2 separate regions of the Mus musculus genome follow, and region 1 is linked to region 2. A link is a loop called in an ENCODE intact Hi-C map of the cell type or tissue named here. Cell type or tissue: left cerebral cortex. All regions are shown on one strand. Each heading gives the region's core, and the rest is flanking DNA. Links, peaks and the distances in the headings are about the cores only.

Region 1 (10,715 bases), core at 2,275-7,274, 80 kb before region 2:
GCAGGGAAAGGGCAACTCAGGAAGGCATCTGTAGCTTGCCATATCTCTACTTTTTTCAGCCAATAATTTGAAGTCAGTGTATATAAAGCTGAGATGAAAATATCCATTTAGGGAAGCTGAGATGAAATGACTTGCAATCCAAAGAAGAAAAGAGGAAGAGAAAGGGGTAGGAGAGGGCACAGGGAGGGAAAGGAAATGGAGAAGGGAGAGGAGACAGGGAGGGAGAGAACTGGAGAGAACTTTAGTCACAACACTGTTTTTATCTTATTCTCATAAATTACATAAAATAAAAATCCTAAACTAGTAACCCCAAAAAGCAGAAAGGAAAAAATATTTTATATTAGATAAATTTGTTTTGGTTAAATTTTGTACCTCTGCAGCTGTTGTGATTTCCCAAGGGTCTTGTGCAGTTAGTGGATGGTTTCTGTTAATTCTAAGCTTTGGTTTCTCTTTCAGTTCTATCTTCATGCTAACTCCATGTGAAAAACAATTGGGAGGGCTTTAACAGAACATGTAGCTCTAGAACCTCTGGGGCTAACGGGAGACCCTGCATTCATCCGCCTGACTGGCAGGATGGGATTTGATGGGCTCCCTGCTGAGTGCAAGTGCTCTTCAGACTGGCTTTCTAAATATATCCACGGAAGGAAATGAAGTCTGTGTCATCAGGCTATCTGCAGTATGTAAAGCAAAAACCACCCAACATTTTAGTGCATTGATATTTGTTTGTTTGGAAGATGAGCCAGGCTAACTTCTTACTCATTTATGTAATTCAGGCTGGCCTTGAACTCCTGATTCTCTTATCTCCACCTACTCAGTGCTGGGATTGTGGGTGTGTACCACCACACCGTATGATTAACACTCAGTGATAAAATCCAAATACAGCAGGCTGGAGATATAGGTCAGCCAGTGCAATGCTTACCTCACAGGACAAATGTTTAGCGCTGAAACTATGTAAAAATAACTAATTAAAATTTGTCATCCCAGTGCCGGGGAGGCAGAATCCTCTCAGGAGGATCCTCGGGGGTCACGGACCAGCCAGTGTAGACTCTGAAAGACCTTGTCTCAAAGGACGTAGATGGTTTCCTCAGAATGACACCAGAGGTTGTCCTTTGGTCTCTACATACATACACAAAGACATGCGTGAACACACACAAACATACATACACATTCAGTTTAATAAAACAAATATACCAGCTCAGTTGATGTCTATGGATTTCATAAAATACATGTATTATACTTTACAGCTACTCTCAAGAACCCCTTTTCATGTATGTGCATGTGAGCTTGCATATGTACACAGAGCACTAATGTCAGGAACTAGCCTTTATCACTCCACACTGCATTCGATGAGCCAAAGCCAGAACTCAGAAACATACTGGCCTTACTAGAGGACTGCCCTGCTCTGGGCATCTCCATCCTCTGCTTCCCAAGGCTGGACCTACAGGTGGGCCAGCACACCCACTAAGCATCAGCTAGGTTCTGGGGATCGCACCTCCAGTCCTCATGCTTGTGTAGCAAGCTCTCATCTGCCAAGCCATTTCTCCAGCCTGAGAGCTTATTTAAGCCCACGATGAAAATTGTGTTTGAGCCAAGACCAAGGACACTGACCCGACTTCTATACAGGTGTGTTCCTGTCTAGCCTAGCAGTTGCTTCCAGCCCCTCTGTCTTGGAGGGCTTTTAGTAGTTTCTTATCACTGCCTATGATCACTGAAAAAAGAAACCTGAATTGTTCTTTTCCTATAACATTCTTGGTTCTTCCTTCCCACTAAAAAGCACACACTCGGCAAGCCCTGGGGAGTGCTTCGTTCCAGTGTAAGATGGCAGCTTCCCTGATGTAGAAACTTCGAATGGAGTATTTCCCGAGACTTTCCTTCATTTGTCTAGGTAGGTTTTCCTCCCTTAAGATTTACTTATTTTTATTTTATGCGCAATATCGGAGTGCCTGCATATATGCATGTGTACCACATGTGTGCCTGGTGCTAGTGGAGGCCAGGAGGAGCAGTTGGGTTCCTTGGAACTGGAAGTACAGGCAGCTGTGCACGGCTATGTGGGTGCTGGGAACTGAGTCATTCTCAAGGACAGAGATATACTTAGCCACCTCACACCTCACACCTTCCCACAGCCTCATCTAGGTAGTTCTTACTTTATTCTCAAAGAAGCGTCTCTGAGGTTTTTGCTAGATGTCATCCATAGCAACTAATTACCCCTTGGTTATAACAACAACAACAACAACAGTAATAGTACATTTAGAAGAGTCAAGCCATACACAGAATGCATCTTCAAGCAGCTGCTTTCCTGTGGATGCACCTGCTGATTTTTTTTGTTATGCAAAACATTATTACTGCACATAGGCTACTGACAAAATATTTATGCCAGGCAATGAAAACATACTTAGAAAGTCACAGTCTAGAAAGGCTGATTGCCTGATGACAGTCATCCTGCCGTGCTGGAATAAGCAGTTTCGGTCTGGATCACTCAGGTGCAGCACTCTGTAAAGTGAATATAAACAGCTGCAGAGTTGAGCATAAAGACCAGCAAAGCATCAAGTCATGCCATTGACCACTCCTGGGCCTGAGTCCCGTAAGCTTTCACAGTGGCCTTACAATGGTACTTGATGATGGTCTGAAAATACAACGCTTATATTTTGATGAACTCTAGCCTGAGTTGCCAAATTTTATTATATTAAATATGTATTGCTTTATATGGAATGTAAATGTCTGAGACATAAATGTATACACATCTACTATGATAGCCCCAACAGGAAATTATGTAATGTCTGTCTTCCTCTTTCCACTTCCACAGCTATCTGTTGGCCCCTAAACATGTGTACATACCATTGGCACATCCAGGTAAGTAGATATGTGGTCATATATATGAACTAACACATAATGTTTATGTAGATTGAGCTTCTTCCAAAGTTAAATTATGTTTTATTGCACAGTAATCATGCTTTCTCACAACGGACACTTTTCTAAGTCAGTAACTCAGCACTTCCCAATTTTCAAGGGCTTCCTAGAATCCTATTGGATGACTATGTCATTGTCTGCCTAACATTTACAATTCTGAAATTATTTCTAGTTTTTTCCTGCTCACAATCTTGGAAAGAACTACCTTGCTTTTCATAATTAGCATGCTTTTCTACCTGTGTAGTAACTAGAACTGAGCCTGGGCTACACATATGCCTGGCAGGCTCTCCATCAGAGTGCTACCTCACCTAAACACATGTTAGGCAGGCTCTCCATCAGTGTGTTGTATCACCTAAAGACATGCTAGGTGGGCTCTCATTCACTGTGCTATACTACCAGCTCTACACTACTTATCTTACAAGTGCTCATATTCAACTCCTTCTGCTTTTAGACAGAAAATACAAAGTCCTTCAGGAACCCAGAGGTTTTTTTTTTTTTTTGCATTGATGCAAAGTCCCAGTAAGCACTTCTTGGACTGTCATTAACTGAATCATATCAAAAGGTCATTCTAAGAGGTCAACATACCTATTCCTCTCCCACATATATGAACATAGGGAGTTTGTATCATAGAATGTTTTTACTTTATTGGAGAGTGTTTTCTCTTCCAGAGATGTCAAAATATGAGCTTCAGAAGTCACAGAAATGGAAATTTCCTCATAACAACAGTTCTCAGGGTGTAGTGGTAAGAATGGAAACTAAGACCCCATCTGTAGCAGCCTTTGGCTACTTGGTAGGTTCTTTCTTCCACCTTTCTCCACCCTTTTTTCCCCTTTCAACCCCCTATAACTAGATAAGAGAGAACATGGATAGAGAGGAAAGGGGGCAATGCTATTGTTAGAATACTTCCTGCTAATTAAGGGTGTTGAGTTCCTTGGGGCAAGTTCGATCTTCAACATCAAGGATATTTAATTTTTAGTTCTTTGCACACAACTACTTAACACACCACAACCAACAGCAACCAACCTACCTCTACTTCTCAGGGCCCTGGCATTTATATACTCTTTGAAAAGTTCCCAGAATTCCACACAGTTGCAGAATCTATCACTGACAAAAATCACACCCCTATTAGAGCATGAGGCAAATCATAGTCAATTTGCCTTGTGCTTATCTGAAGCAATCAGATCTGAAGCAGGCCCTATCCCACACATGGGATTAAAATGAAACTATATTGCCATATTTCTTTGATTTAAAAAGCAAAACAAAAATAAACCAAGCAACTAACCAACCAAACAACTCCAAACTTAGGTAAGTTACCCGCAGAAAGGTTATTTAGAATTAGATGATTTAATTAATGCATGATGAGTGCCCTGCTTAGAGACAGTAGTCAGGAATCGAACGCATTCAGCTCTGCTCTTCAGAAAGTCTCATCATTGGTAAACAGGAAGATCAAATCACGTGTCTTCTTCACTTTCACTCTTTTGTGTTCAGAGTGGTCCTGAATTCCCACAAGTTAATGGAATGAGAACAATGTTACCAATTACCTTTAGTTTGTAATCAATGTCCTGTCTAGCTCTGTATTCTGTGGGGGCTCTAAAGGATGCTGTGAGCTTATTCTCAAGTGTAACTCCAGTCTGTGACCTATGGGAAGCCTGTGCCAGGCGTCTGAGGTCTGAATCAACAATTTGTCATTACCACCTGCCCTACTATGTTCCCAAGAGGAGCACTGCCAGGATAATGAATCCTTCAAGGCAGTTGAACAAATGGCTGTTTCTGGTTCTCTACATACTTCCCTAGTGTTTGTCTTGGTAAATGAGAGAGGTTCTCTGCACCCTTGGATTTTCATTTCCTGTGCTCTCTTCTCCTGATAAATTGAGAGGGTTTTCCTGAAATGAGATATGACAGCCTCCATGGAGACGAAGCAGGGGTCCAGAAACCCAAGACATAGTTTTCTTTGCATTGAGTGACAGTTCCATGCCACAGGGTGATGTTGAAGTATGGTTACTGCTCTGAGCAGAGATGGCTCTGTTGGACTCCTGCCCTCTGTCTGCCAGCAGAAACTCCTTGCAGGCAATGTGGACTAGGAAAATCAACAATCCAAGATCCACAGGTCCCAGAAATATCCTGAGAGTGGGAGGGAGATGGAGCAGCAAGCATCTAAGCATTTCTTGTGCCTGTTCCTTCCTTTCCTTCATATCCTATTCAAATTCCTCTCATACACTTATTAGGGTAGAACAGTGAAATTAACCCACCACTCGATGTGTCCTGAGTGGGAGTGCAGGAAATGCCTGATTCTCACTGGATTAGTCCTACATTTCTGGTCCAAAGCATACTTGCTTTCCAAAGAAGGAATGTGTTTCAGCCAATGTGACGGTGTGATCATATTTAGGAGATGTGATTGACAATAACATGCTATATAAGTTTGGAGGGTGGAATTGTTCCATCTGTGCATTTTAAGAGATCTGTGCTTGAACACAAGGATCACTGAACACCAAGAATAGCATTATGCCCTTTCTTGTGACTGGCTTCGGTGAACTTAGTCACCTGGGGCCTGCCATATCTGGAGTAGCGCATGAGCTCAGGGTAGTGTTCCACATTTTCTCTCACACCTACAACCTGCTGTCATTACCTGTCCTGATGTTATTAAAACCTTCTGTTCTCTAGCCAGTCCTTCCCTTCTGTAATGCTCATGCTGTTTTTCAAGGCATGGGATGTCTACCCTCAAGGTGGATTTCTCTGGAAAACATCCTGATGTGACTCCCTGCCAAGGATCTGTCCAACATCCTGTTGCATACTGGAGAAATCTGATGCTCACTTGATGACTCTCTGTCTTTCCATACCACATGACTCTGGCCTCATTATACCTAATTACATTACACCTTGTTCTCAGAACACAGTAAGCCACTTTCTGCCTTCACATTAACTCCCATGGCACCAGCTCCACCTTGATACCTCTTGTCCCACCCCCATTCCCTGGAAAAAGCAATATTTTTCTCCTAATCCTGCCTTCAAGTGTTGCAGCTCTGAGGGAAAAGGTATCCTGGTAGTAGAAAGCCAAGGAATGTCACAAAGCCACACCACAAAATAAATATCACACAAGAGATGTATTGGGAGAGACTGAAGAGTGTGGGTGCTTTCCCCAGTGTTCCGTCGTAGCAGTGAGAAAAAACAGGTAATACAACTTCACATGTGAGAAACTGAAAACCAAAACATTCCACAAGGGGCTCTGATCAGTCAAGACAACCAGAGCATCGAGGACTCTGGGAAAGGAATGCCCGGGAGGAGCCGAGTTTTCAGACCACTGCCCTCAGAGACAGGGTCTAGACTCCCAAATGTCGCTTCTGACTACAGTACAGTCTGTGGCCTTGTTTGCTTCTTCACCAACTTCATCCAATAAGCTACGTTCTCAGGACAATTCACAGTGGCTCTATCTGGCAATGAAAGGTCTACAGTGCTGTTCTATCACAGCACACGGTGGCTGGAAGCTCCTCTCCACATGCTCCCTCTGTAGTCCATTTCCACCCCCACCCGTGTTCTCAGCCTCCACTGTCATCTATTTGTGGCTGCTGCTCCGGAAGCCGTTAATCACCCTGCGTGTCTGGTGGCTGGTTTATGGCTCAGACGTGAACCCTCTGATGTATCCTCAGCACCGTTGGTGGTACAGCAGCCTCCGCTGCCTTGCTCTTTCCTCTACGCGCGTAAAAATGTGCAACTCCGAAGACAACGAACGTCCTGATCTCTTCAGAGAGAAATGAACTTGTCCTACCGGCAGCCATTTTCCTCCCAGGTTCTGTATTTCTGTATTTAAAACCACATGCTATAAGATCAGCTGCTGTGCATGCCTGCTGAGTAAACTCCGGTGGGGATACTAAAACCCGCGGCTCCTACTTCTCAAGGAATGACTAGGTTAGGATGTGCACATGGGTCTCAGCACCCCATGCATTCCAAGGACAATTGTCGCAGAACTGAACCATAACACTGAATAGTCCTGTGTTATAAGAATTATGGTTTTGATTGGAAAAGTAGGTTAATACATTACTTACATTTCTATCCAGATTTTTAGGACAAATAAACATCTATTAAAATAAATAAATTTTTTTTTCTCTTCTTCTCATTGTACACTACTTACCTAAAACACACACCCGTGCACACACATCACATACAAATAAAAGATTCCCTTGAAACCAAGAATTTGCCATATGGGGGACTGTGGGAGGGTGGGGATTCAAATAGTTTAAAAATAAACTGTAATGCTTTAGCCTTGGGGCATCTATGGATAATAGCATGGCAATCTGCTGAGGAAGAGAAGTTCACCGTTATCTCTTGTATCCCTCAAACATCTCTTCTGAAAGCACAAGTCAGGATGTCTTTATATGTAAAATAAATCACAATTCTGTAGGAGAAAGCCACTCACTGCAAAGTTAGCTACCTGAACACACACTTTCACAAGGCTGCTTAAAGCTGAATTAAATTTTATTTGATGTTGGTTCCTTTTTACTGTATAGGCTTAGATGAAATGACCGCATGATCCAAACATACTCCAGATTTTTCACTTCCACTTATATTTTAAAATGCATGTTGTAATTGATTGCTTCACAATTTCAAAACGGTAGAATATATTTTGATCATTCTCACCTGTTCTCTCCTCTTCCCCACTCCCTCTGAACTACCCCTTCTTTCTAATGTGTTCCTATTTTCCTGCCTGAGTTTAATTACATTGATTGCTCCCATTGGCATGGGTGAGTGGTTATTTATTTGATCATGGACAACTTAGCAGTGGCTAAAATTATAAGGAAAATTAATCCCCCTCCTTCCCACTGGTTTTACCACCAACAGGGCCTCAGGAGGGCTGGAAGCTCATGAGCCTCACTTTCTCTGATTTCTGCTGACAGTGAAGGGCTGGATGCTGTCTAAGTCTTTAGCAAGTAAGGACAGTCAGGGTGCAAAGGCCAGCGTGTGTCCAGCAGCATCCCTCATCCTCCAGCTCCTCCTTCATCCTGCTTCCCTCATCCTCCAGCTCCTCCATCCTTCCTGCATCCCTCATCCTCCAGCTCCTCTATCCTGTCTGCATCCTCCTCTCTCCCTTTTATTTTTACTCACCAAAAGACAGCCTCTTTATCTTCCGGCATGAATGACCAGCATAGCACTGAATAAAGCACAAAGGACAGCGTACACTGATATTTGTCTCAATTTGTTGAAACCCTTAAGCAAATCATGTTATTTAATAACCAAGGAAATACAAAGACCACCTCTTCTAAGACAGGTCAGGTGTAGGAATAAAACCAGAGAGGGGAGATTAAATGCTGACCCACGTGTGAACAGCTTACACCAAAATCCTGACCATTGCTCGTCAGGCTCTCTCCATCTAAAGCTCGAGTCAGCCTGCGGCTGCTTGGCTCTGAATAGACCACCTTTAAAAAAGCCACCTTTCATCCTCTTCACCTGAGGAGAGTATGAGCCATTGAACAGGTGAGCTACCAAACAGAAGATTTAGCACGTGCAAGCATATGACGACTCTCAATCTTTCTCTTATACTTGCTGTTATTCTGTATTTCTCTGCTTATTGGTATTGGTATCATAAAATCTGTGATGTTATCTAAGCAAAAATTTGAAGGTCCAGTACTGACTTCCCCTAAGGGCAGAGATAATTAAAAATTTCCTGCTTATTTTGCTACCTCACTAAAATTATAAATGGTATCTACAGTGCCAGAAGGCTGGATTAGGTCTGTTGATGGGTCGTTATATGATTTTGCGTTTGGCAAACTGTACTATAAAAGCCCTCATCGTGAGTGCCTAGTGGGCAGAGATTACTTCTCTTAGGAAGCATGAATGATCATTATAGTGAAGCCACACATCAAATACAGGTTACTAAGTCTGGAGATCTCCTCCCATGGCCTGAGCCACCTGAGGGGATCTTCCTAGGAGCCTGTCATCTGGCCTCTGGCTCTCAATCCAACTCAGCTATAGAAATGATGGGGACAACAGGAAAAACAAAACAAAACAAAACAAAACAAAACAAAAACAAAAACCAAAAGATCACACATTTGAGACAGGATTTGTTTCCTAGCTGCTCATTTGACCTTGCTTAAAAAAAAAGCTGCTTTTGGATATTCTGTTCTCTATCCATCATTCACTCACTCACACAGAGATGAAGAATTAAAATAGGAGGTAAGGAGGGGACACTAAAGACTGTGAGCATAAACCCAAATATGTCATTTTAAGATGAGAAGAATGATTTTCAAAGGTTGTCTTTTTTCCTTTTTTGGTATTGTGGGTTGTTTGTTTTTTTCAGAGCGAATAAGGATAGATATGTCCAGAAAGAAGATTGGAATTCAGAAAGGCCATAAGCATATATTTTGAATATTCACCCCTTTTAACAGACCTGTGAGCTTAGTGCCTGTCAGAGCTTGCATGTCTGCTTCTGTCAATGTGTGGTATAGTAAAGCCACACTCTTAGTGTTCATTCTGCTCACTGCGTAGCAAATTAGCTTTACACAAAATCAGAAAAAAAAAAGAGGTATATTAGTGGACATTTACACAGCCTCAAGAATACTTCTAAGACTATAGTGATCATGGACAGTTAGAGCTGGTGCAGTTCACTCCCACAGGAGCATAGTGGAAACAGGCATTGTTTGATGCTAACTGTGATGTCTGGGTTTAGTTTGCTCCCAGAAGTAAATATGGCCTACTTTCTGCAATAGATAGGGTCCAGAAGTGCCTCATAAGTTGAACTAGAATCTTTTCAAATATACTGTCCAGATGCATGAAGGACAGTCACTTGCTCACAGACTGGAATCCTCACAGGCCCTGGCATTGGTCCATTGGTCCTGGTAGCCATTGGGAATCTGTGCTGACATTCAGGGTAAGGAGAAGATTGGGTCACGTGAGAGCCAACAGCAAGGGAGAGGCTGGGGAACACTGGCTCCTCAGCCAGCTTCACTTCCCTCATCCAGGCCGGCCAGAGTTAACTGTCATACATGATCCCTTAGTCCAGAGGTTTAATTTAAATTCCCTAGTTCGTTTTTTAGCCTCAAGGATGGTCAGTCTTTACCTGTGCGATGTATGTGTGATTAGGATGTGGAGATGATTATGATAAGACTCATTTCCCACTTTATTCTGAGTACCCACGACTACAGTGTATGTTGGGGGTGGGGCAGTCAGTGGACAACTTCCGGGAGTCAGTTCTCTCCATCTGCCATGAGGACTCTGGAGGGCAAATTCAGGTCGTCAGCCTTGGATGAAGCACCTTGTTGGCCCAATTTGCTTTTTCAATCTAAAAGTCTGCATACCTGTATACAGTTTCTCTGAAACAAATATTAAAAGTAAAATTATTTCCCCTAGGAGCAAAGTAATTAAAAATTGCCTAGTTATTTTTGCTACCCCAATGAAATTACGAATGGCAATTTAAAGGCTTAGGGAGAGTGAATTAATATTTAATTAAAAATTAATTTAAAAATCTCTTCACCGCAGATTACCTTCCATCTTACATAACTTTCCCCGGGAATACCACCCCGTGGTTACGACCACCTCCATGCTTCCCTGCAGTAGAGCACCGGGGAAACCTTAACGTAATAGTCTACATTTGAATATCACATGGGTTTTGCCCCCAGAAGCTCCCCACCAAATACAGGTAAATATATGGCGATCGATACATTACAGTCATTCTTACATATCTGTGGGAGGTTGGTTCTGGGTCTTTCTGCAGATATAAAAACCTTCAGTATTTGCAGATTATATACACATTTTAAATAATCTCTACACTATAATACCTAGCCTACTTAGTGTAAGTGTAGGTATAGGAAGTTTAAGAA
Region 2 (10,715 bases), core at 2,145-7,144:
CAAGACCATGAAACCCTGGGTTTTATTGGCTGTGTACGCATAAATGTCAAATTCTAGGACCTGTTTCTGGGTAAGACTTCCTTCTCTTTTCAGCCTAAGCTATCAGTCTTTGGAATGTGGGTAAGATCAGTCTGAGCGTGTTCCACAAACCATGTCTACTATACAGCTAGTGCCTGCATACTGGCTAAAATGATCAAAGACACAGAACAATAGTGAAATAATGAGATGTTTCCCAAAAAATCATATACATACAAGGGTCTCAGCTTTCCCATTTTCAAAGTCCTGAGTCTGGTCTCTAAAAATGCTCTGTTCCTGCTATTCACTTCGCCAACTCAATGGTCACTTACCATATTTCAAGATGGATTCAGGCTCCTCTGTGCCAACTTCATTTTGCTAACAGGTGAGGTTTTGTTTTTGTTTTTGTTTTTTTTTCTCTCCATGAAAAGTGTTGGCTATGAATCTTTCCTGTCTAAATACAAATACCAGGCCTCCTGGTTGACCAAGGAGGCCCCATGTTTTATCAAAACTCTAATGATTAATTTTTTTGAGGGGACTGGTGAACACCACAGCTATTCTGCAGGAAATGTGGGCACACACATGGATTGTCTCACCTCCCAGTCAGCTTCCAGTCATTGCTACCTTCTGGTCTGATGATCACATTGTCCATCACAGCCATCAGCTAACGCGAGCCTCCTCCACATTCTCTCTACAGCTGTCTCCACTTTCCTCAGCATGTCTAAGGAGGCTGCTCCCCCGTGCTCCCCCGTGCTCCCCCGTGCTCCCTCGTGCTCCCCCGTGCTCCCCCGTGCTCCCCGTGCTCCCCATGCACTTACGGAGGGGAAATCACCATCATCCTATAAAAGCTACCCACGTACAAACAACAGGACCATTGCTCTTTACTTTGAATTTATTTCTAAAATAGTTTACTTTTTTGAGAATCTTGTACGTGAGTACTCGATTTATATTACTTCCACTCCCTCCCCCTGACTCCTCCCATGTCTCCCTTCCTATTCCCACTCAAATGTATTACCTCATCTATAATTATTGTTACATGTACACACATATTTGTACATGCATACAAACTACTGAGTCTAGAGGTGCTTTCTCTTGTAATAGAGACCTCTTGTAGTAGAGAGCTGTAGATCTCTGTAATCACCTCCATCAAATAACAACAACAACAGCAGCAGCAACAACAACAACAAATGAAGTCCCTTTGATGGGAAGTGAGAGCTATACTTATCAGTGGGCATAAGGCTAAGTGCTTAGTATACACTTAGAGACTATAATGGTTCAGGGAAGTAGAGATATGGTAGGAATAGTTTCTCCTCTAGGGTCTATGATCTCACTAGCCATGAGGTTGGATAGCTTTGTAGCTTCATAGTGGCAGGCGTGAATTCACTCCTACAAAGTGGGGCTTAAGTTCAGTTAGACAGTTATGGCTTGTCACCAAGATACAAATGGCACTGTTACTCCATTGGGGATATATTTGCACCCCTGTAGTTTCTGTGGTTTGCAGTTTTACAGCTGGGTAGGACTACTGGTTGCTTTCTTCCTTGGCGGTTTGCATAGAATCTCCCAGTACTGTGATAGCTAGTCCTCGGGTAGCAGGTTTCCAGGTCATTTCCAGCTCACTTCTTCCAAGTCCTTTGCCAGAAGTATGTGGTGTCTTTAGTAATAATGTCTTACCTTAGATATCTATTCACAACCAGGAGCAATGGCAGTAGCCTGTATTGTTCGGGGAATCTCTTGAATTTTTAAATCATTTCCTTCCTTTCCCATTGTTCCTTCTTTCTTAGTTCATCTTATATCTTGTTTAATAAATGTTGTCTCTTTGTAATTAATTATCTTGGAACAGAAAGGGAAAAGCCACCATAGACTGTGTATATTTAGGAAAAAGTTGACTGCACATTTAATATGCATTAGTATGGAACTTCCATATCTACTGTGACAGATGGCACATAAGAACAGAGTACCTTTTTTAACTTGTTTATTCTTTTCACACACACACACAAATGTGCTCTAATCATATCCCTCTTTATCCTTCTTATCCTTTTCTTCCGGCCCATTTCTTCTTCCCATCTACCACCTACTGTGTGTGTGTGTGTGTGTGTGTGTGTGTGTGTGTGTGTGTGTGTGTGTATGCATGTGTGCATATGTACATATGTGTGTGCCTGTGCCCCACTGCATTTAATGACTACATGAGAATGGTGGCGGTTATTTATCAGTGGCTGAACCATGGAGAAAAATGACTTCTCCTTACATAGCAAGCATTAATTTTCTAAGCTCCATGGGAACGGGTAAGGCCTCATATATCTTTGATGGTGTGAGAATAGGCCCAACTTTGGGCTGGTCTCGAGTAGGTAGCCACAGGTGCTATGAATTTGTTGGTATAACAGCTATGTCATATGCAGACAGCATATTTCATAACACACCTCCTCATCTTTCATCTCCTACACTTTCTGAGCTCATTCCCATAATGTTCCCTGAGCCTTGGAGCAGGACAGAAATGTCCTCCTCTATTTAGAGCTGAGCACTGGGCAGCTATGGAGAGCTAAGTCCAGAAATACGCATAACAACTACATATAGTTTAAAATGGAAGGTTTTATAGTATTTGAGTTTTTCTACCCAAGTTATTAATTGTGATCATTAGTGAAATAGTTTTAGTGTGGGCGTATGAAAGAATGTACAATCCCACAAGAGGCAAGAAAATCTGTAGTGATTTGGAACCAAACTCGGGTGCTAACATCTGCTACCAACTTGCATATAAAGAAGCTGAAGTCAAAAACATATTCTTAGACTTTCTGATTGGCTATCTCAAAGTACACCTGAATTGGTTTGGAAAGAAGATGGGTTTTGCAATTAAAAGCTTGATAACTTAGCCTCTGAGAGCCAACTAAATGGAAATAAATGTTGTGCTTTCCTTATTTTACACTGTTTTCTTTTTCAATGTCTTTCTAAATTCGAAAACTCTTAACATAGCAATGGCATTGCTGGAAGACCAATACTATCAAGACTCTTAAAGACAGAAGACCGGCATTCAGTAAAAACGGTGACGAGTTGCAAGCTAGATGCTTCCCTAAAACGCTCTGAAGGAATGTTGGAGAGATCTCTGCTGCAGCGGACTCTAGGCTTAGTGCTTAAGGCTTAGTGCTTGACCCCTCTCCGGTCCAGTGCCTTCGGGTCTGTCCTGCCCTACAGCATGTGCTCAAGCCGCCACCCTTAATGGGCCATTCGTCACACTGGATTTTTCTTAGCTTGCCACTTCTTCAGAATTCAAGACCTATTGCCAACATTCTCACTTTCCACAAGATTAATCTAGCAGTATGGGGACCTGCTGTACTTTGCAAATGTTCAGTAATTATAATTACACACTTAAAACTCTGAACACAGGAGATATGAATCAAAAAGGACAAAAGGAAAATCAAAAATGTACAGTCATAATTAATGAATTTTAACTGCTCTCCATTTCTGAAAATTCAAAGATTATGACTCAGATATATTAAAGTGTTAGAATAAAAAGAAATGATCTTTTTTTTATTAATTAAAGTTATTCTTTGAAAATTCCATATACGTATACAATGCATTCCAATTACTCTGGTGCTTTCTATCTCTCACTTCTCTGTTAACCCTCCCTCCTTCCTACAAACTCCTTTCTTATATTCGTGCCTCGTGTTTGATTTTGTTTTATGATCCACTTAGCTTAACCACAGCTGTCTGTGTGACCAAGGATTTGGAGTCATCTACTGCAACATGGTCAGCTCACTAGAAGATATGCACGCTGCTTCCCAGGGTCTATCAGGAACCAGCGTTTCAGTAGAGAGAGATAAGACCCCATGAGCCCCTCCCCATCCATGACTGACAGTTGACTGGACCAGTCTTGTGCAGGGCTATTGTAAAAGCAGCTATTGTGAGCTGCTTTTTTATGGTTTCAATGGTTGTGCCCTTCCAAAAGCTGGCAACTCATGGCCTCCCTATCTCACAGCATTCACATTCCTTCTGCCTCCTCTTCTAAAGCAGTCACTGAGGCTAACGGCTTATTTAGAGCTAAACATTCAACACTCACTTATTCTCGGCACCTTGAGGGAAAAAAACAGAAATTATCTTTAATGAAATTTTTCTTTTTATCACAGTGGTTTTGCATAAGCTATCCAACTTAGTCTTCCGACAATCCTACAAAGCAAGCATTGTTTTCCTCATTTCGCTTGTAATGAAATTGAAACCAGGGAAGTTAGTTCCTACAATTAGTATTTACTAGCTGTAAATCTAAACAGCATACTTTATATAGAAAAAAGTCTCAACTCCAGGAGGTCTATTCAACCTCATTCTGGAACCCTTAAAATAATCATGAAATATCTGTCCTAAAAATAACTGAAGAGTGTCATTATTGGAACCAATGATCAATGTTTTCTCTTTAACAAGAGTAATGTAGTTAAACATACATTATTGACTATGCTTACTCAAGAAGGAGAAATTGTCCAAGATCAGTAATTCTACATTTGGCATATCATCAAAATTCTCTGGAGAACACTTAAAAAATATTCCCTGGGCCTTATTCCAAGCTCACTGAGTCAGAGCCTCTGTGAACGTCAGAGATCTCTTTATGTACAACCTCTCAAGGCAGTTTCAAATCTCATCCAGTTACGGAACAAAAAAGCAACGTGACCATTTGAATTTCCAAATTCAGTAGGATGCTTTGCTTCATTCCATCCTAATATACACTGCTGGGCAGGATGCAGCATAGACATTATATCTCCCTTGGATATGGGCACAAACCATTTCAATGGGGGAAGGACATTCAAAGAATCCTCAGTCATCCTCCGTGGTGATTTGAATATTCTTGGCCCATGGAAAGTGGCACTAGTAGGAGCTGTGGCCTTGTTGGAGGAAGAGTGTCTCTGTAGATGGGCTTTGCGGTCTTATGCTCAGGCTCTGCCTAATGTGGAAGAAACCTTCCTCTTGGCTGCCATCAGAGCAAGTTGTAGAACTCTCAGCTCCTCCAGTATCATGCCTGCCTAGACTCAGTCATGCTTCCCACCATGATGATAATGGACTGAAACTCTAAACCCATAAGCCAGCCCCAATTAAATGTCTTCCTTTATAAGAGTTGCCTTGGTCATGGTGTCTCTTCACAGCAATAAAACCCAATTTAAGACATCGTCTTAAGCAAAATAAAACAGGTTTGTACACAGAGCACAAAGGGGGTACATACTGTATCCTCTCTCAAGACTCTAGGCCATTGTGGAAGAGGAGGTGAAGAGTGTAATAGACAAAAGTGGAGGATGGCTACCAGAAAATATACAGCAGGTAGTTGCACATATGAAGTCACAGATATTGTGACCGCATGCACAAGACCTGTGCAAGTGCAAGCCAGACCAAGTTTCAGCATGGAGAGGGAAGTGAAGCACACAATCCCAGCCCTAGCTGTGGAGCAAATGGCAGTAGTTAGCAGCTGGGAGAGGAAGAGACAGTTTTCTCCGAGAGTGAATCCTCCTGATGATTGAAAATGTCCCCCATGCAATGCCAGGAATATTTGGGCAGCTCAAATTGGTCCTGAAGGTTGTTTTTGTTTTTGTGTTTTGTTTTGTTTTGTTTTGTTTTGTTTTGTTTTAAGAATATGAAGTTAGGTGGGAAGAGAATTGGGGTGGATCTAAGAAAAGCTGGGTGATGAGAAAGATTAAAATTCACGTTGTACCAACTCTCGATTCTCAGAGAACTAATAAAAATAAGAGAATGCAAACATCCCTGCTGGTCCTCCTTCTCTCCTCACCTCACTTGGAAAGCACTAGTTGGACAGCATTATTAGCTGAGTCGAATCCTTGAAAATCCATGTGCTGTACAAGAACTCATAGTGGCTACAAGCACAAGACCACAAGACTTGTACAAGAACAATCCGGCATGGATAAGGGGAAGGCTTGTCAAGCCCCACTCTTTCTCAGAAATTCTAAGCCATTGATGGATGCTGAGAGACGGGGAGTACTAAATAGACTCCATGGGGAGAGGGGCATGAAATCATGAATGAAATGTTGCAGGGGTAATGGGAGAAATTGGGGGAGGAGAGAAGGAGGACAGATTTGATCCAAACGTATTATATGTGTGTATGAATATTAAATAACTTTAAAGAAAGAAAATCAGTATACTAATCCTTATCCCCCATGTATCTCAGAATGTGGTCATGGGAATCAGCCTTTGCACATTAAAAGATGAGATCCTGTGGGAGTAGCGTGCGCCCATAACCAAGCATGGTGGATGTATTTAAAGGAGAAAGAAACTTTGACACAGACCTCCACATGAAAACAAGTCCGGAGTGGAAGACACTCCTCTGAGTCAGGAGTTACAAGGATAACCACAAATTATCAGAAGCCAGGCAGCAGCTGTGGTACAGACCTTCCTCACAAGTCTCTCCACACAATGAGATAGTAACTACATTTCTGTTGTTTAAGCTGTGCAGTGTGTGGTTTATCACACCACGCTTAGAAGCTAACACAGGAAGTACTTGGGTGGTTAGAATCCTCGTTACCATCTGAAGCAAAGGATGAAAACATAAAAAAATTTCATCACTACCAAATTTTTAAAAACAACTGGGGAGCACACTGAGAAATTACAAGCATCTCTATAGTCAATGGACTCAGACAGCTAGTGCTCAGGTCAGACTTGTGGTTTAAGCTCTGAGGAAAACATACCAGAAGAAAGAAAGGAAAGGAGAGAGTGTAGGAGGGAGTGAGGGACGGAGGGGGATAGGAAGGGGAAGGGGAAATAGAAATCAAGCAGGAAATGATATATATTACCATTAATCTTTTTCTTCCTAATATTTACTCTCTATATACTAGAAATGCATGCACACTCCTAGTGTGATGCCCTGGTATCCCTGGGCTTCCAGGATTGTGGCCTTCCTCCTTTCCTCCTGCTGTCTACTCAACCATGAAGAAGCAGCCATATCTTGGTTACATAGCTGATGTCAGATGATGAAGACGTTCCCAAAAGAACTTCACCTCAACATACAGTTTTATGAACACCATGCTTGTTGAATTAAAAATATTTCAGAGCATGAAGGGTTCCTGAGACATGTGTCATGTCCTCCCTTAGACACATATAGGTCACAGCCTTAGCCTCATGTCCACAAGTCTGGTTGGCAAGTACTTTGGGATTATTTACCCTCAAATAATACTCTTACTTTCCAAATTGTAATAAAAAACGTTTGTAAAGCCACCATTTCGTGCATATTTTAATTATTCACATTATATAATCTGTTTTGGGTTTACATCCTTGACTTTTATGAAGCAAGGATCAGATGTGTGACCATTAAAATCATCTAAGAGTGTAAACAGATTGTGTCAACGTGACTAATGCTCAACCAATTTTGTAACATTTCCGAATGTTTTGGAATATTTGATAACTTAATCCACCAAAGATCCATATATATTTTCTTTCATTTTGTTGTTTCATGCTGTGTTTTAAAGGCAGTCAACAGGAACTCTTCACTACAGGAATCTACAGAATTGACGATTTGGTCTCAAGTGGAGGCACAGAGGGGAGGTTGTATAAACCTTGGAACTTGGCTTCAAGTCTGACGTCACAACCATGACAAGACTTCAGTCCAGAACACTGCACTTGTACACAGTATGCTTCCTTGTGCAAGAACAATTCAACAGAACAGTCGATAACAGAACAATCTACAGAAACAATTTGGAATTATGCCACAGATTGAACATGCCATCTACCAAACAAAGCAAGCCTCCCCGTGGAGGAACGCAGGCCATTTGTATATGAGGACAGTTAAATCAAACATAATTACACTCTTTTTCACTGTGACTGATTCATCATTGCTTATCTACAAAGCCACAGGACAGCCATGGAGAAATTCTGTTATGTATTATTACCCAGATGGTTTTATGGGGAAAGATGAAGCCAGATTCCTTGGTTCCAGTCCAATTTGTGATCTGGGTTGGTTCAAGATGGTTAGAAGTATCTACAGCATGGCCTTCATCTTTTCAGCCTCAACTCCCACAGCAAAACCCTCCTCCTCTAAACTAAGGATTCTTTTAAAAAGAAAAATATGCACAAATATTTCCTGTGGAGCTCCCAGGAACCAGGAACTGATCTGTGTCTAAAAGATCAGAGGGGACCAGTGTGGGCATTTCTCCATGGTGTTTTCCTCCTGGTGAGAGGTATGTCACCAGTAAATGTATGGTGTGTGTTTGGCAGGGGTGATCGTCTGTACACCACAGTTCCTGTGTGGAATTGTCACTGCTAGCTGCCTCCCTTGTACTGAGCAGAGTCCATCTGAGTAACCCTTTGCAACATACTGTGAATGCAAGTGGCATGTGCAAATTCCAACAAGCATTTTAAAAACCTGGTTGCTCTCTTATTATTCTTTCCCTGCTTCCTCCCCAGTACAGAGAATATGGGTGCCTGAATCCCAGGCAAAGGAAACCCGTCACCAGCCAGCAATGAACTGTTAAAGAAACATGTAAAAACCATGAGATGCATTCGCTCACAGAAACACATGGATGCTCATGCTTACTGGGTTAGTCATCAAGCAACATTGTATAGCGGATGACCATCACCACCATGGAGAACAAACAACAGGACACAGGAAACAAGGAGTGTTACAGGTGGAAATTATTCACCGGAATGGAGTACTCAAGGAAGACCTCTCATCTAGTAGCATGAGCAGTGGAATGAAGTAGCAGAAAGACCATATTAGTACACCCAAAGAATGCTGGTAAGGCCAAGATGGGACCTTGTGGAACTAAACTTAGGTCTTCTGAAAGGACACAAAGTACTCTTGACTGGTGGAACATCTCTGCAGTCCTCTTATTGTAACCTTTTCATGTGCACACACGGCTGTGCTTTGATCTAGTTCATCTCCCCTTACTATCCTTTCTGTGATCCTCGTTTCTTCTCCCCATGGTCATCTTCTTCACAAACACAGCTCCCCTCTCTGCTGGCTTTTTTTTTTTAAAGATGTGTCTTAAGTAACAGAGTAATAGGGACAGGGTCAAGGCAGTGATCATTTTTTGTTAAGACTGGACGTATATTTCATGTAGACGGCAGTGGCTCAGAGGAACATGAAGGATGGAGAAGAAAGAGAAGTCTATACAGGCTCCCCTTCCAAGGGAAAGACAACAGCACACAGGTAAAGGAGCTGGCTTTGGATGGGAAATGGGCCACCTCAACAATGGCAGAGAGAGATAAGATGAAGGCTAGGGCATCGATCGGATGGGGGCTGTGAGGAGTGCCATATAGCGGTGTAGAGGCTTGCAAAAGACCCCTCTGCTGGCTCTACTTTCTCACTGAAACAACTACCCTGAAAGTTTCCAAAACTGAGTCATCCCAAGTGAGACCAGACCTAGTGGATGTGTGTGCAGCTCCGGCCTGTGGCGGCTGCTCAGAGTAAGGTAGAATGCATGGATTTGGAGAAAACTTGGGTTCAAGGTGTTTGGATGTCTAAGATAAAATGAGCTGGAGACACCGAGGGCCTGAAATAATGGTGATGACAGTTATAAGACTGAGATCACAAAGGGGATGGAGACATCACAGGAAGCTGGCCGGCTTGATGACTCAAGAATGATCAAAGTCAGGGTGCTAAGGGAGGGGATCTTGAGAGCCAACAGTAGTGTGACTTGGCAGAATGATGCAAACAATAAGAATACTTAGCTTTGCTTGAAACTCTGGGCATTTTGGATTTACTTTGAAATCTACTTTTGCTACTCTTTGTTAGAATAACACTTAACTTCTCATTGTCCAGTCTCTAGGGGAGGCAGCATCTTCCCTGTCCTCCACGCTGAACAGAATCTGCTGTGCCCAGACATGTGGTTCTCTTACAGGTCCTTATCAAGCTTGTGGTATTAAAGTTGATGAGGCAGTACTCAGCTCACCTCCCCCTTCCTAGCCCATGGCCAAGAAGCTACCTCCGAACACTCTAGCCCCACTCGGATCCACTTTCCAGTCAAGGTGATTGCCTTAGAAGTTGAAACTGGGTCATACTATCCTGCTTAATGGACTGTCCAATTGCTCTTAAAGAGCACATTCTTTCCATTGGATTTATACGGCCCTACAGGTTCAACTTGCAGCTGTTCTGGGGCCTCACAGAACTCCCAAGGTTCCCTCTGAAGCCAGCATCATCTCAAACACATTTTCCTCAGTATGGAGAACTTTCTGCTCGTTAGACATCAGTTCATGTGTCCTCAAGGATGCTACCTGCCATCCTGAGCTAGCTGGGAGTGCTTGGCCACACCTTCACACGTGACCTTGTCCCTCTCCTGCAGCGCTCAGTGGCTCCTGTGACTGTATTGTTGTTTGTATGGCTGCATAGCTGTGTTCCCAAAAGACACCTAAGCTCTCATGAAGACAATGAGCACATGGCTCTTTTTACTGCGATTTTCAGCATCTCTCGTGGTCATTGACTCACTAAAGTACTGCAAGAATATTTCTTCACTGAATGAGTTCTTTAAATGAATCAATACAAGGTTCTAAAGTTTTACTTGATAGTCTCTAAAATACAGCAGATTTGTTTACCCTGGGTACTTATAATTCATATGCCAAAACCAAGTATGATCAAATGCCTGCTTATGCACATGCACACACACACAAAAGACAGACAGACAGACAGAGAGACAGAGACACGAAGAGAGAGAGAGAGCTTTAATGTGTTTCCACACAGATCTTTAAAAACACTTAACCAAACAAATTAGTTGCAGTTTGAAATTTACAAC

What was found. Hi-C counts contacts between places; a loop is a spot of excess contacts. Peaks named below come from ENCODE experiments on the same cell type or tissue, not always from the same donor. Only the 100,000 strongest peaks of a DNase experiment are listed, where the experiment ranks them.
Region 1: it touches region 2 in a loop (4-fold over the local background); 2 of 42 quality-filtered maps call a loop at or near these places.

What each region holds. Positions count from the first base shown.
Region 1 is chr10:21,555,722-21,566,436 of GRCm38, reverse strand. It overlaps Gm33945 (a long non-coding RNA gene), which reads left to right. Exons shown (of 5, transcript XR_871483.2): 3 at 1,775-1,885; 4 at 2,804-2,850; 5 at 5,609-6,966. Among named protein-coding and RNA genes, the nearest start is that of Gm33892, 11 kb to the left of the region's middle. In left cerebral cortex, for the core only: a CTCF peak has its summit at 4,949; a DNase peak (open chromatin) is centred at 5,100; H3K27ac peaks cover 1,236 bases.
Region 2 is chr10:21,475,324-21,486,038 of GRCm38, reverse strand. No RefSeq gene overlaps it. Among named protein-coding and RNA genes, the nearest start is that of Gm33892, 91 kb to the left of the region's middle. In left cerebral cortex, for the core only: no CTCF peak of the experiment used is centred there; DNase peaks (open chromatin) are centred at 2,559, 3,063 and 4,619; H3K27ac peaks cover 401 bases.